Regions from separate parts of the Homo sapiens genome. Here region 2 is linked to region 1. Evidence: chromatin contacts called from ENCODE POLR2A ChIA-PET data. All regions are on one chromosome and are shown on one strand. The core of a region is the stretch at or near the end of the contact, and the rest is flanking DNA. Distances in the headings are between cores, read along the strand shown.

What was found. ChIA-PET counts read pairs that join two places held with the same protein, here RNA polymerase II (POLR2A).
Region 2: POLR2A ChIA-PET joins it to region 1 with 14 read pairs in H1. The contact joins the promoter of IWS1 here to the enhancer-like site in region 1. POLR2A ChIA-PET finds 5 or more read pairs at or near these places in 2 of 52 experiments (H1 and activated CD4-positive, alpha-beta T cell).

Annotation. Positions count from the first base shown.
Region 1 is chr2:105,402,789-105,405,488 of GRCh38, forward strand. It overlaps a transcript of FHL2 not described here. Among named protein-coding and RNA genes, the nearest start is that of FHL2, 5.1 kb to the left of the region's middle. Within about 2 kb of position 1,448, at least 17 of the 41 ENCODE cell types and tissues checked have a DNase peak (open chromatin) inside an H3K27ac peak, as active enhancers do.
Region 2 is chr2:127,525,159-127,527,858 of GRCh38, forward strand. IWS1 (interacts with SUPT6H, CTD assembly factor 1) reads right to left here and starts at 1,331. Exons shown (of 14, transcript NM_017969.3): 1 at 1,017-1,331. The coding sequence starts at 1,050. RefSeq lists enhancers at 541-1,240, 571-650, 661-720, 1,251-1,310, 1,571-1,620 and 1 more and silencers at 901-1,010, 1,652-1,825.

The sequences.
Region 1 (2,700 bases), core at 198-2,697:
TGTACATCATTATATTCCTAGGACCTAATTAATTATAGAGCATGGCACATAGTATGTGCTTAATAAATATGTGTATTGAATAAGTGACAGATCACAGAATTGTTTGTGACAAGTCTTTCACTATAGAAAGCGTAATGCTGTCTATGGCAGCATAGCTTGATCTTTGAAGTCAAGCCAGGATTTGAATCTCTGTTCTATCTATGACTACTATGATCTCCAGTAACTACAAAACTTCCCTAACCCTCAGTTTGCTAGTTTGTAAAATGGGCTAATAACATATAGTCTGTGAAATTGTGGCGAAGGTCTTTTGAGATGCACATAAACCACTTAGAACTATTAACACATTACTTGGCATGAAGTAGGCCCTTTGTAAAGTCCTCTGTTTTATTCAATGGCAAAGGGGAAATTAATCCAGAATAAGAAGGAAATGGACTGAACTCCCACCAGAAGAAGAATTAAGGTTCAGATCCTGTTCAGATCCTGTTTCTTCTTGAGAGAAAACCTCTCTGCTATGGATAAAAGGCTAGTTCATGGAAGAAAATAAAAACAAAAAGTACTATTTCCTGGGGAAAGGATCAACGGTGACTGTGATCAGTTATTCAAGTTCTTCTTTTGTTTATTCCAATTATCCTGACATTCCTTCTTGAGACAACACTGCCCATAACGTTTTCCCGTCTCTCCTGTAGGTGGGCTTCAGGGAGAGGCACAGCTAGGAAGGGAGGAAAGAGAGGAAAAGACTTCCTGCGGCTAGCAGGTCTCAAAGCCTTGTCCCAGAGTGCAGCAGGATCCCCTGCAAACCTGTTAGAAGTGCACATTCTCAGGCCAGCTCCTGCTTTAACACGCCCTCCAGGTGATTCTGATGACTAAAGGTGATTTGAAGTAAAATAAATACCACTTAGGGCTTCCAACTCTGGACTCGGTAATTTACCAGAAACCTACGAAATGTCAGTTTAGGGCGTGGGGGAGGGACAGGGAAATAGAGATAGACTAAACATAGACTAGACTCAGGAACTCTAAAATCCAGTTGGAAGTATTACTTCCTCTGTCAGTTACTTCACTCAGGGAAGCAGGAGGTAGAAGTTTGAGCCAGGAGGTAGAAGTTTCAGCCAGTGGGTCTGAGCTGTACAAATGCTGAAATTTCATTCTCTGGGAGAGGCCAAAGAAAGGCAGGGCTTCTAGGCGTGTGCTCGCAACTGCCACCCTGTGGTGGGGTCGTGGGGGGGAGGCTGGTGGGCTAGACCCATCTGTGCAGGGGCCAACAGTAGCCTCCTACCCGGATGGGGGCTACCCCAGGGGGATTAGGATGAGCTCACCATTACCAGGTAGAAAGTGAACACAGGAAAACATGAGCTGGAGGTCAGACCGCCCTATGTTCGTTACCCTAACTGACCACTGCCATCAAGATTGTTAAGCATTTTGTCACCGTTAAAGGATTTCACACAAGCTGTTCCTCCCACTCAAACCTTGGCCAGGAAACTGGTGGATGATTTGCCCTTGATTCAGAGGCAATCATTCTTAATTGCCTCACATGGTTGGAAGGTGAGTAAGTGTCTAAGATCATAAATGCTGGCGGGAAGGGGTCAGGAGTGATCAAACCAGCACCCCTCCTGGCAGTGGGGTCAGGAGGCAAGTCCCTGCATGCCTTCCCATGACACAGTACCAGATCCCAGGGTGGTGGCACAGAAAGCTGGATTCGCTTTTTCTGGAAACACTATTTGCCCGGATCCAGCAGGGAAGTCTATGAAAGATGACTCTACGGGCAGGGTATGCACCTGCCTGTGCCCGTGAGCTGGGTGCAGTTGTGACGGGAGACCCAAGGGCCTCCAGCAAACAGGAGGAACTTGATCTGGTTACAGGAACGATCTTGCAGGATCCAAACTTTGTTTCTCTGCCTGTCAGACTTTCAGGAAAAGCTCAGCTTTCCACAAAGGGCAAGCTCTTTTCCTTTTCTTCTCCCTTCTGCCATGCTCTGGTTAGGAGGGAAAATGATTGGCTCTTTCTTGAGATACACAATTTCCATATCCCATTTCTTCCCTCTCTCCTTTTTCACAAACTATTTGTTGGATATAAATAATCAGTGTTTAAAGCCTCAAAACATGCCTGACTTTTAGCCAAATCCACAAACAACTCCATGATTCCGAGTTTCCCATCCTTGGTTAGAGTTTATTTGGAGCGTCGGATACAGTTTCCACTGTGGCTTTGATACCTCTTTAAGAAAGACTCTGTTTGGTACATTAATGACCAATAGAATGAAACTATTCACACCCATAGTTCATTTGGGCCAGTAAATGTTGCTGGATGGTTTCAGATGAAAAGTATTTGTAAGGTAGACTCTGAAAAACTTTGCTTCTTATTTGAGATCTCTTTGTCTCTGATTTCAGTCCTTTTCAGGAGCAATCCATTCACTTCTCTGCCTGCCTTCTCTTAGAGTTTTACTCTTTTTTTCCTCTGTCAATGATTCCAAAATCCATTTAAAGGAAGTATTAATGTCTAAAGTCTGTGCAAACCTGGCAAAATTCTCTTTTGAGTGAACGGTTTGCTTCCCTAAAATACCTGAAATGGGAGATTCTTCCAGGCATTTCTGAAATGGGGGAGTCTCATGCCTCACTTGTTCCTCAGAATGTTTATGTTATTTTATTTGAGACAGAGTCTTACTCTGTCACCCAGGCTGGAATGCAGTGGAGCAATCTCCGCTCACTG
Region 2 (2,700 bases), core at 81-2,580, about 22 Mb after region 1:
CTATGTTGCCCAGGCTGGTCTCGAACTCCTGGGCTCAAGCCATCGGCCGCCTACGCCTCCCAAAGTGCTGGGATTACAGGCATAATCCACCGCACCTGGCTTAGGAAAGTGTTTTTAAGCAGTGCATGCCTGGAAAACGCTTTGCAGTCATTAGAATTCACTGTCCTACGTAAGGAAAAGCAATGAACTCAAAACAGTAAAGGGCTTAACGCTTAAACAATTATTTAAGCACTCAAGTTTTCTTTTTAATTTTCAATTTTTGTGGGTACATAGAGGGTGTATTTATTTATGGTGTATTTAAGAACTTTTGTAACAGAACGCCCCAACAGGACTAGCACACAAAGGGAAAGCAAATGCGACGTGTTTCCCACACCAGGTTCTGCCTCACTTATCCTTAATCTCAGGTGCCAAGCACCGTGCCAGCAGAGTGGGCCCCAGTAACAGCTTACAGAATAAACAAACAGTAAAGAAAGGAGACCAAACTTCGGTGAGGAGGAAGAGGAACGATCTCAAGGTGGAGGAAAGGCACAAAAACCACCAGTAAGTGCCAGAAGCGCATTCCTTACTCTATGCATGCAACTGAAACATGGGTCCTGCACTTACGTCCGGTGTTGCAAGCAAGATTAAACCACTCCTAACTAGCAGTGAAAAGTCTAGGAAGGATCCCCCGCCCCAACGCCCCTTGGATTCTCCAACTACTCAACTACTGAAAACTCTCTTAACAGAAGACACCTCTCCTTCCCTGCACACAATAGGAGCTTAACATATGAAAGTGACTTCCCAATTTCAGCAAAAACCTTCGCCGATTCAGAAGAAAGCTTTCCCACCAGAATCCCCTCTCCAACGTTCTAGCTTCGACGCTTGCAGCTGGTCAGAGGGCTCTTGCCCTCCTCGGGCCGGGTCGCGGGAGGGAAGGTTTCGGGGGGCCTCCTTGCCCCCACCCGCGGGGTGCCAGGCCAAGCCCCGCCGAGTAACTGCTCCGCCTCCCAGCCCGGTCCCCCAGGTCCCTGCCCCACCTGACTGGTCGCCGCTGTAATATTCCGAGTCCATGGCAGGCGGACTCTCAGCGGGGAGTGTCCGCGCCCCGCGCCGCCCCCGTCACCTCCTTCCAGGCGGTGTGACCCCGGATGGCGCGGCTAAGTGTTCAGAGACTGCCGCCCGACCGGAGAACTTAACGGGTGCGGAGGGTAAGAAAGCGGTAGCGGCAAAGGCGAATTCTTTGACCTGGAAGCCCCGGCGGAAAAGGCCGTACCCGGCAGGCTGGCGGGCGGGCAGGCATGCGAGCCGGCGTTCTACTTCCTAGAAGCACCGCTGGGGCCAAAATGGCGTCTGCCCACGACCCTCAAAGGAATGCAGCGCGCAGGCGCCGCAACCCGTCAACCGGCCAATGAGAAGACGCAACAGCAATGACGCCAGGCACGGCCGGAAAGGAGACTCCTGGGAAAATTGAGCTGGAACTCGGGCTTTAGTTAAATACCTTCCTCGGGTGGATCCTGGTCTGACCCCCGTGGTAATAACGTTATCATTGATTCTTTATCATTTCCTAGATTCTGTGTCCGTGCCTTGTTTGAAGAGCTTTTGAGATACTCTTCCGAAAAATGAAGACCTGCTCAAATGACTTTTCCGTCATTCAGCCAAACCACTGTCTTTCCCGTCAGGCCCAGAGGCGCCTGGTTCCCGCCCGCAGTAGGCAAGAAAGCGGGCGTTGCTCACTGGGACTTGTAGTATGACGCCCGCGAGCTGTGATGCGTTACTAACTGGCGCGATCCACAGCGCCTCCTCTCCCGGCGTCTTCCTCTCTTTCATTCTAAACAACGATTTAATTTCCTTGTTAAGAAGCCATTTAGCCAACAGTAAGAAGTACACGTCTTTGCTTCCAGAAGGGTTCCCCTGATGAAACACCGGAGGAAGGTGAAGTTGAACTTTACCTGAGCCCTGTGTTCCTGGAAAACAGCGGTGATTAAGAAACCCCCTCATCTATTTGTGTTTCTGGAACGGCACACTGTAAAGAACCACCCGTCTCCATGTGACTCAGATAAAACGCGTGCAGATGACCCCCTTGTTTGCCTGTGACAAGGCCAGAGACCTTTCCCCTTTATTCTGAGCCTGTTAATAAAGCCAAACAGACCTTCCAAATTCCCGCTGATGATATCGAGTGATTAGTTGAGATTAGAACTCTCCTCCCCCCAACTTGTTAGACACAGAGAACATTTCCTGTTCACCTGACTGAAACTTCTCCTGATTGCAAAACAATCCCAACTGTCAATCATCCCACCTTCCTCCCTATAAAAGTCAAAACTACGCTGCCAAGACACTGATCATATCTGGAGTGCTCTCCCTATTGCAATAGGCTGAGTAAAATCCATTTCCTTACTTGTTCATTTTAGTCTTGGACAGAGAGGGGAACATTCTTGCCTTTGGATCGGAGGAGGGCCAGTAGAGGTTTAAGCAAAGACTCCCCAGGAGGTGTAGACATGTAGAAAAAGAGCCTTTTGTTACTACTGCAGATATCTGACCCTTCGTTAGCCAGTCAGAGTATGCTGGCAGAGCCCAATTATAGGCTCCTGAAGAGGACGTGGGAAGAGAAGAAAGGGGAGAAGTGGTTTCTCTCTGGAAATTCCCATTTTCCTGCAAGAGAGTTCATGGATATTCCTTTCCGAAGTGGTGGAAACAGCATTGAATCCAAATTCCTTCTTTTCA